2 separate regions of the Homo sapiens genome follow, and region 2 is linked to region 1. A link is an interaction called in ENCODE POLR2A ChIA-PET data of the cell type or tissue named here. Cell type or tissue: Panc1. All regions are shown on one strand.

Region 1 (4,000 bases):
GGCTGAGGCAGGAGAATCGTTTGAACCCGGGAGGTGGAGGTTGCGGTGAGCCGAGATGGCGCCATTGCACTACAGCCTGGGCAACAGGAGCGAAACTCCGTCTCAAAAAAAAAAAAAAAAGATAGTGCCTTCCATCATCATTATCATCAAAATTATCTTCCTTATCATCATGCCAGTGATGCATTTATTAAGAACACCAAAGTGAAACACGGCAACAAAAGAGTAAATGCAAAAATGAGTGGCAGCACCAATTATTTTTTATTTAGGTATTTGCATATTTGCTATATGCTGGACACTGTGTTAAACACTTGGGATATGGTAAATTCTGAAAACACAAGTATCACGTTTGATTTGTCAAGGAACTGGTCAACTCTTATCCTCATGTTGAACCTTATTCAATAGTTTTCTGGACTCTTCATTATTCAAACCTTTATCTATTCAAGGTCCTTGTCTGTTTTGCTCCTCTTCAGTTGCTAATGGTGACCCAACCCTGGCTCTGGGAATTTTCTCCATACTGGTTCAGCAAGTCAGGGCAGGTTCTGCCCCAAGGGCTTCTGGGACCACAGTCCTCTAACTTAGCCACCCCACCAAGTTTCTAACCATACACCTTTGCTGAAATCAGTCATTCAGACCAAGTCAGCAACCCGGAGGTAGGGCTGAGAAGCAGCTGAAGCTTTCCTGAGGCAAAAATGGCAGATGAATAGCAGGGGCAAAATCCACTGGGTTAGGCATGTACAGAACACTCCTGCATGGAGAACACTTTGTTAGGCATGGGAGAAACAAAAAGAAAGTGAAGTTCTCTTAGACTTGTTCTCAGAGAGCTTGCAATCTTGTTAAAGAGTTGAGTCCAGAAGTAGCTGAAATCGTAGTGAATGGTGAGAAATTATCTAACAAACTGCACAGTACACTAATGGGTGCTGAAAGAGGAATGGGCAAAATCATCTAAAGGTCACTATGCTCTCAACAAGGAATTGTGGCCTTCTTAGGAGCGGTTTCATAAGAAAATTTTTTTTTAAGATGGAGTCTCGCTCTGTTGCACAGGCTGGAGTGCAATGGCATGATCTCGGCTCACTGCAGCCTCCGCCTCCTGGGTTCAAGCAATTCTCCTGCCTCAGCCTCCCGAGTAGCTGGGATTACAGGCACGCGCCACCACGCATGGCTAATTTTTGTATTTTTAGTAGAAACGGGGTTTCACCATGTTGGCCAGGCTTGTCTCAAACTCCTGACCTCAGGTGATCTGCCTGCCTTGGCCTCCCAAAGTGCTAGGATTACAGACGTGAGCCACTGCGCCTGACCTCATAAAGAAATTTAAGCTGCTTCTAGCCCTGCAGCTATTTACAGTCCAGTTGGGGAGGCAAGAGATTTCTGAGGCGAATTTTACAATACAATATATGCCGGGCCTGGTGGCTCACATCTGTAATCCCAGCACTTTGGGAGGCTGAGGTGGGTGGATCACCTGAGATCAGCCTGGCCAACATGGTGAAACCCCATCTCTACTAAAAATACAAAAATTAGCTGGCGTGATGGCGGGCACCTGTAATCCCAGCTACTTGAGAGGCTAAGACAGGAGAATCGCTTGAACCCGGGAGGCGGATGTTGCAGTGAGCTGAGATTGCGCCATTGCACTCCAGCCTGGGTGACAGAGTAAGACTCTGTCTGAAAAAACAAGACAAAACAATGTAAGGCAGTGTTATGTTTGATTACATGTGGAAAGAGTGAAAAAGACAAGAACAAGGAGAATTTAGGAAGAAGGGAGAGATTACTGAACGCCTGGCAATGGAGTTTGGAGGACAATTTTGAGCAGAATTCAAATAGCAAAGTTCAGGTAGGTGTATTAACGAATTAGGCCAAATATGCTTGGGTCAGAGCCTGGCTGAAGTGGGAGAAAGATACTTTATTACTGGATCATGTAAGAACCAGGGTCAGAAAGCTATGAAGATGGCAGTGTGTTGGGAAACCTTTAGTGCCAGATTGATAGCTTTGACTCATATACTTGTGAACAGTTGTTAAAAAAAACTTCTGAGCTGGGTAATGACATCATAAAAGAAGGAGACCAGAAAACAGAGACTGGAGGCAGAGAAACCAGTTAGGAGACCACTTCAAGCATTTTGAGATAAGGTCCTGTCGTGAGAGTGGGAAGGGAAGCATGGATTTTGGGGGACACTAGAAGAAAGAATCAATAGCATTTGCCGCTGATTGGATGTGAACAGAGGGAAGAGAAAGGGATGACTCAGGAGAAGCTTCAGTAGGAAGTGTGTTGTGGGGAGGATTTAGAAGCAGGCATGGACTTTGTTGGAAAGTGTTTGCAAATGGAAAGATTTACATATCTATCAGCAGGAGTGTGCTCTCAACTGATTATCTTATAAAAGCTGTGGAGTTTCTTTATGAGATAGTCAGACAAAAAGTATCACACGATTTAAAATGGCAATACCAGGGAGCAACTCCTGGCTCACACAGGATGCAGTCTGGAGAATGCACTCTGCTCTAGAGTTACAACCCTGGGCTGAATCTCAGGGTTTTTTGTTTTTTTTTAACATGGTTTCATTGTATATATTTGGACAAAATACTTTCTAACTCATCGATCCAGTTTCCTTATCTTTAGGTCTCCATGAAACAAAACAGCCATATTTGTTGAGTGCTTTATTATGTTAAGCAGGCTTTGTGTTAAGAGCTTTATTTGGCCGGGCGAGGTGGCTCACGCCTGTAATCCCAGCACTTTGGGAGGTGGAGGCGGGTGGATCACAAGGTCAGGAGTTCAAGACCAGCCTGGCCCAAATGGTGAAACCCCGTCTCTACTAAATATACAAAAATTAGCCAGGTGTGGTGGTGGGTGCCTGTAATCCCAGCTACTCAGGAGGCTGAGGCAGGAGAATCGCTTGAACCCGGGAGGTGGAGGTTGTGGTGAGCTGATATTGTGCCACTGCACTCCAGCCTAGGTGACAGAGTAAGACTCCGTCTCAAAAAAAAAAAAAAAAACTTTATTTGTGGCCGGGCATGGTGGCTCAAGCCTATAATCCTAGCACTTTGGGAGGCCAAGGTGGGCGGATCACTTGAGACCAGGAGTTCAAGATCAGCCTGGCCAACATGATGAAATCCTGCCTCTACTAAAAAAATACAAAAATTAGCCAGGCGTGGTGGTGCACGTCTGTAGTCCCAACTACTCGGGAGGCTGAGGCACAAGAATCACTTGAACCTGGGAGGTGAAGGGTGCAGTGAGCTGAGATCAAGCCATTGCACTCTAGCCTGGGCAACAAAGTGAAACCCTGTCTGAGAAAAAAAAAAAGACTTTATTTGCAACTTTTTATTCTTAGAATGCACATTCTACATTTAAAAAACATTTCAATATTTTGTGGCTTAAAGCAATATCCATTTTATTTGCTCACAATTCTGCAATCTGGGCTGGGCTTGGCTGTGCAGCTCTGCTGGTCTTACTGGTGGTCACTGATGTGTTTGCAGTCAGCCGGTGGGGTTGGCTGAGGCTGGGCTCAGCTCAGGTGCTGGGCAGCTGGACTTTTCCCTCTCTCCAAGTATCTCAGGGCCTTTCCTTCTCCATGTGGTTTATCCAACAGGGTAACTGGACTTCTTACTTAGTGGCTCAGGTCTCCTAAAAGTACAAAGTGGAAGCTTCCATACCTTCCTAGGGGATGGGATGGGAAAGGCAGGGAAGTGGCACAACTTCACTGCCACATTTTCCTGGTTAAGGCAAATCACTGGCCCAGTCCAGATTAAGTGGAAGGGGCTACGTAAAGGTATAAATAACATGAGGCTGGGCCATTGAAAGGCAGCAACGCAGCAGAGAGACTACCACAATATTATTTCCAATTTGTAAATGAGTAAACTGTGACTTAGGAATGCTAAGCTACTTGCATAATGTAGCAGATAGAGCCAGCTTCAAATATTGTGTTCTAAATCAAATATCAACAAATAAAATGTGTATGTGTTTTCACCTAGAATCCTGTGGGGTGGGTACTGTTATTGTCCCTAATTTACAAAGGAGGAA
Region 2 (4,000 bases), 580 kb after region 1:
TTTTCTTTTCATTTCTGTTGGACTTGCGATTTGAGCACTTAATTTGAGTCATTTAATCTTTTAATCTTTAAACGTGTTAAGTATTGCGTTGCCTTTAGCCACCACGTTTTGTTATGTAGTAGCATTCTTTATTTTTAACTCTGGTGTTTTCTTATTCTTATTTCATTTTTATTTTTTGTTTTTTTTTTTTTAGTGTGTTTTCAATAAGCATATGGTTAAGTTTATTTTTTGACCCATCAAAGGCTTTATTTTATAATGTGGTTTATTTCTTTTTCTATTTTAAAATACAGTTATGTGTTGCTTAACAATGAAGATACTTTCTGAGAAAAGTGTTAGGTGATTTCTTTGTGGAAACAGAGTGAACAAGATGTTACTTTACTGAATACTGTGGGCAATTGTAACACATTTGTGTATTTAAGCATATATAACATGAAAAAAGTACAGTAAAAATATTGTATAAAATATGAAAAATGGTACACTTCTATAGGGCAGCCCCATTATAATCTTGTGGAACAACTGTTGCATAATGCATGTGGTCTGTCATTGCTGAAATGTTGTTATGCGGGGTATGACTATACTGTTATGATTAATTCTCATTCCTTTTGTTATTCTTGTCTTTGTCTTTTTGTTTTTTTATATGTCCTGTTTTTTCTTGCTGCTGGGACCATGTTTTTGTTTTTATAGTCTCCAATATTTTGGCTCATATATATTTTATTTAAAATTCTAGTAATTACTTATTTGTAACGACAGTTAACTAATTGTAATTAATGATAGCTTATTATGATAAATTACAATTATGTAATACCTTGAGATGAAATGCTCAAAAATTGTTAGTTTTGTGCCCTGCTTTTTTATTTTGGTTATGTATTTTCTAGGATTTGCATAATCCGGTTTAAAAAAGATCATCCTGTAGGCAGTGGCAGAGGGGTGGCGACTGGGAGAGAACATAGCTCTGCCTCATAGATAATATCTCTAAAAGTCTAGAGATGAATATCTGTCTAATACTCTGTTTAGTTCTGGCTGTAATCTCTTGAGTCAGTAGACATGCTGGGAGAGGTTTGAAGCAGCTTTCTTGTATATTTTCAAGGAATTTTTTAAAATTGAGATACATTTATTATAAAATTTACCATTTTAAAGTGTACAGTTGAGTAGTTTTTAGAATACTCACAAGGTTGTGCAACCATCCCTACAATCTAGTTCCAAAACATTTTCATTACTCCAAAAAGAAACCTCATTCCCATTTGTAGTCACTCCCATTATCTCTACCCCTCAGTCCCTGGCAACCATGAATCAGTCTTCTTCCTGTGTATATGGATTTACCTCCTCTTGACATTTCACGTAAATGAAATGATACAATATGTGGCATTTGGGTCTGGCCTCCAATACTCATTTTTATGTTAAATAGATTTTTTTTTTTAGTGTACTATTTTAATTCCCTTGTTTCTTTTACTATATATTTTGAGTTACTTATGATTGCTTTAGGGATTACAATTAACAACTTAATTTATAAGAACCTAGTTTGGATTAGTGCCAACTTAACAGTATATAAAAAACTTTGTGGCTGGGCATGGGGCATGGTGGCTCACGCCTGTAATCCCAGCGCTTTGGGAGGCCAAGGTGAGTGGATCACGAGGTTAGGAGATTGAGACCATCCTGGCCAACATGGTGAAACCCCATCTCTACTAAAAATACAAAAATTAGCTGGGCATGGTGGCACCTGCCTGTAGTCCCAGCTACTTGGGAGGCTGAGGCAGGAGAATCGCATGAACTAGGGAGTCAGAGGTTGCAGTGAGCCGAGATTGTGCGACTGTACTCCAGCCTGGTGACAGCAAGACTCTGTCTCAAAAAAACAACAACAAAGAAAACCCCAAAAAAACCTTTGCTCACAGCTCCATCCTATTGCCTTCCTTTGTGCTGTTATCCAAGTTATATCTTTATATATGTAGTATACCTATCAACAAAGATTTATAATTATATACTTTTTAATGAGATAGGACAAAAATTACAAAAAATTATACTTAAAAATTTTTATTTTTTTAAATAATTTTTTTTTTTTTTTTTTTTTTTTTTTTTTTTTTTTTTTAGAAACTGTCGTTACCCTTTTGCCCAGGCTGGTCTCAAACTTCTTTTGACAGTTTGATTATGATGTGACCAGGTGTGGATCTCTTTGAGTTTATTTTAGTTGGAGTTGTTGAGCTTCTTATATGTGTAGAGTAGTGGTTTCCATCGAATTGGGAAGGTTTTGGCTGTTATTTCTTTAAATATTTTTTCTGCCCCTTTCTCTTTTCTCCTTATGGTACTCTTATGTATGTGTGTTGGTATGCTTGATATTACAAGTTTCTGAGGCTCTGTTGTGTGTCATTTTTTTGTTCCTTAGATTGTATAATCTCAATTGACCTATCTTCAGCTTCGCTGATTTTTCTTATGCCTGCTCAAATTTGCTGTTGAGTCTCTCTGGTGAATTTTTTCTTCAGTTATTGTACCTTTTGACTCTAGAATTGCTGTTTGGTGAGACATCGTCTCCATGCTTTTAGACATGCGTTTTCATGTCGAAAGAAATGATTTGCTTTAGGTCTTTGAACTTATTTTTTTTTTTTTTTGAGACGGAGTCTTGCTTTGTCGCCCAGGCTGGAGTGCAGTGGCACGATCTCGGCTCACTGCAAGCTCTGCCTCCCAGGTTCACATCATTCTCCTGTGTCAGCTTCCCGAGTAACTGGGACTACAGGCACCCGCCACCTCGCCCGGCTAATTTTTTGTATTTTTAGTAGAGACGGGGTTTCACTGTGTTAGCCAGGATGGTCTCGATCTCCTGACCTCGTGATCCGCCCACCTCGGCCTCCCAAAGTGCTGGGATTACAGGCGTGAGCCACTGTGCCCGGCCAGGTCTTTGAACTTTTTAATTTTTTAGAGATAGGTTCTTGCTCTATTACCCAGGCTGGAGTGCAGTGGCGTGATCATAGCTCACTGTAACCTTGAACTCCTGCATTCAAGCAGTCCTCCCACCTCAGACTCCTGAATAGCTGGGACTACAGGCATGTACCACCATACCTGGCTAATTTTTCTATTTTTATTTTGTAGAAATGGGGTCTTGCTATGTTTCCCAGGCTGGTCTCAAATTCCTGGCCTCAAGAGATCCTCACACTTCAGCCTCCTAAAGTGCTGGGATTACAAGTGTGAGCCACCATGCCCAGCCCCTTTGAACATATTTAAAATAACTGACTTAAATTCTTTTTCTACTATGTCAAACATCTATACTTTCTTGGGGACAGTTGACATTGATTGCTTTTTTTCCCTGTGTATAGACCATACTTTCTTATTTTTTTTGCATGTCTTGTACTTTTTTTCTTGAAAAATTGACATTTTAAATAATGTGGCAGCTCTGGAAATCAGGGTGGTTTGTTGTTGCTGAGTTTTGTAATTAGTGTGTGTTTGTTAGGCTTCTAGGGTGGTTTGTTGCTGAGTTTTGTAATTAGTGTGTGTTTGTTAGTGACTTTCCTGAATTAATTCTGTGATGTCTATCCTTTATCGTGTGTGGTCACTGAAGTCTGTACTTGGTTAGCTTAGCGGTCAGCTGATGATTGTGCTGGAACTAATAAATCGTACATTCTTTGCTGAGAACTTCTGTATGTTAGGGCATTCCTTCAACACTCTAAGGCCCCTGACAACTCTGCTTTAGCTTTCACTTCTGGCTTGTTTAAATGCTCAAGTTCAGGCAAAGGTGAGCGTTTAGGGCCTTCTCAGGTCTTTCTTGAGAATGTGCACAGCCCTGGTCATGCATACCAGCCCTGTGCTTGCTTACGGCCTTCTAGATATCCAGAAATACACTGGAGCTTTTCAAAGCCCTCACAGACATCTCATTCCCTAGCTCTTCTTTATAAGCCTTTTTGTTTTTTTGCTTCAGCTGTTATCCACTGCCTCAGGTAGCCATGAAGTTAAAACACTTTCCTGTAAAATTGTTTTGACAAACATCCGCCCAAGGGAGGTTTTTTTGTACTTGGTG

Evidence for each region. ChIA-PET counts read pairs that join two places held together with the same protein. Peaks named below come from ENCODE experiments on the same cell type or tissue, not always from the same donor. Only the 100,000 strongest peaks of a DNase experiment are listed, where the experiment ranks them.
Region 2: POLR2A ChIA-PET joins it to region 1 with 5 read pairs; 2 of 35 experiments call an interaction of 5 or more read pairs at or near these places.

What each region holds. Positions count from the first base shown.
Region 1 is chr3:149,660,710-149,664,709 of GRCh38, reverse strand. WWTR1-AS1 (WWTR1 antisense RNA 1) reads right to left here. Exons shown (of 3, transcript NR_040250.1): 3 at 3,346-3,604. It also overlaps a transcript of WWTR1 not described here. Among named protein-coding and RNA genes, the nearest start is that of WWTR1-AS1, 4.5 kb to the right of the region's middle. In Panc1, no CTCF peak of the experiment used is centred here; no DNase peak of the experiment used is centred here; H3K27ac peaks cover 1,371 bases.
Region 2 is chr3:149,077,457-149,081,456 of GRCh38, reverse strand. The region is part of intron 2 of HLTF (helicase like transcription factor); the gene reads left to right. Among named protein-coding and RNA genes, the nearest start is that of HLTF-AS1, 6.9 kb to the left of the region's middle. In Panc1, no CTCF peak of the experiment used is centred here; no DNase peak of the experiment used is centred here; H3K27ac peaks cover 334 bases.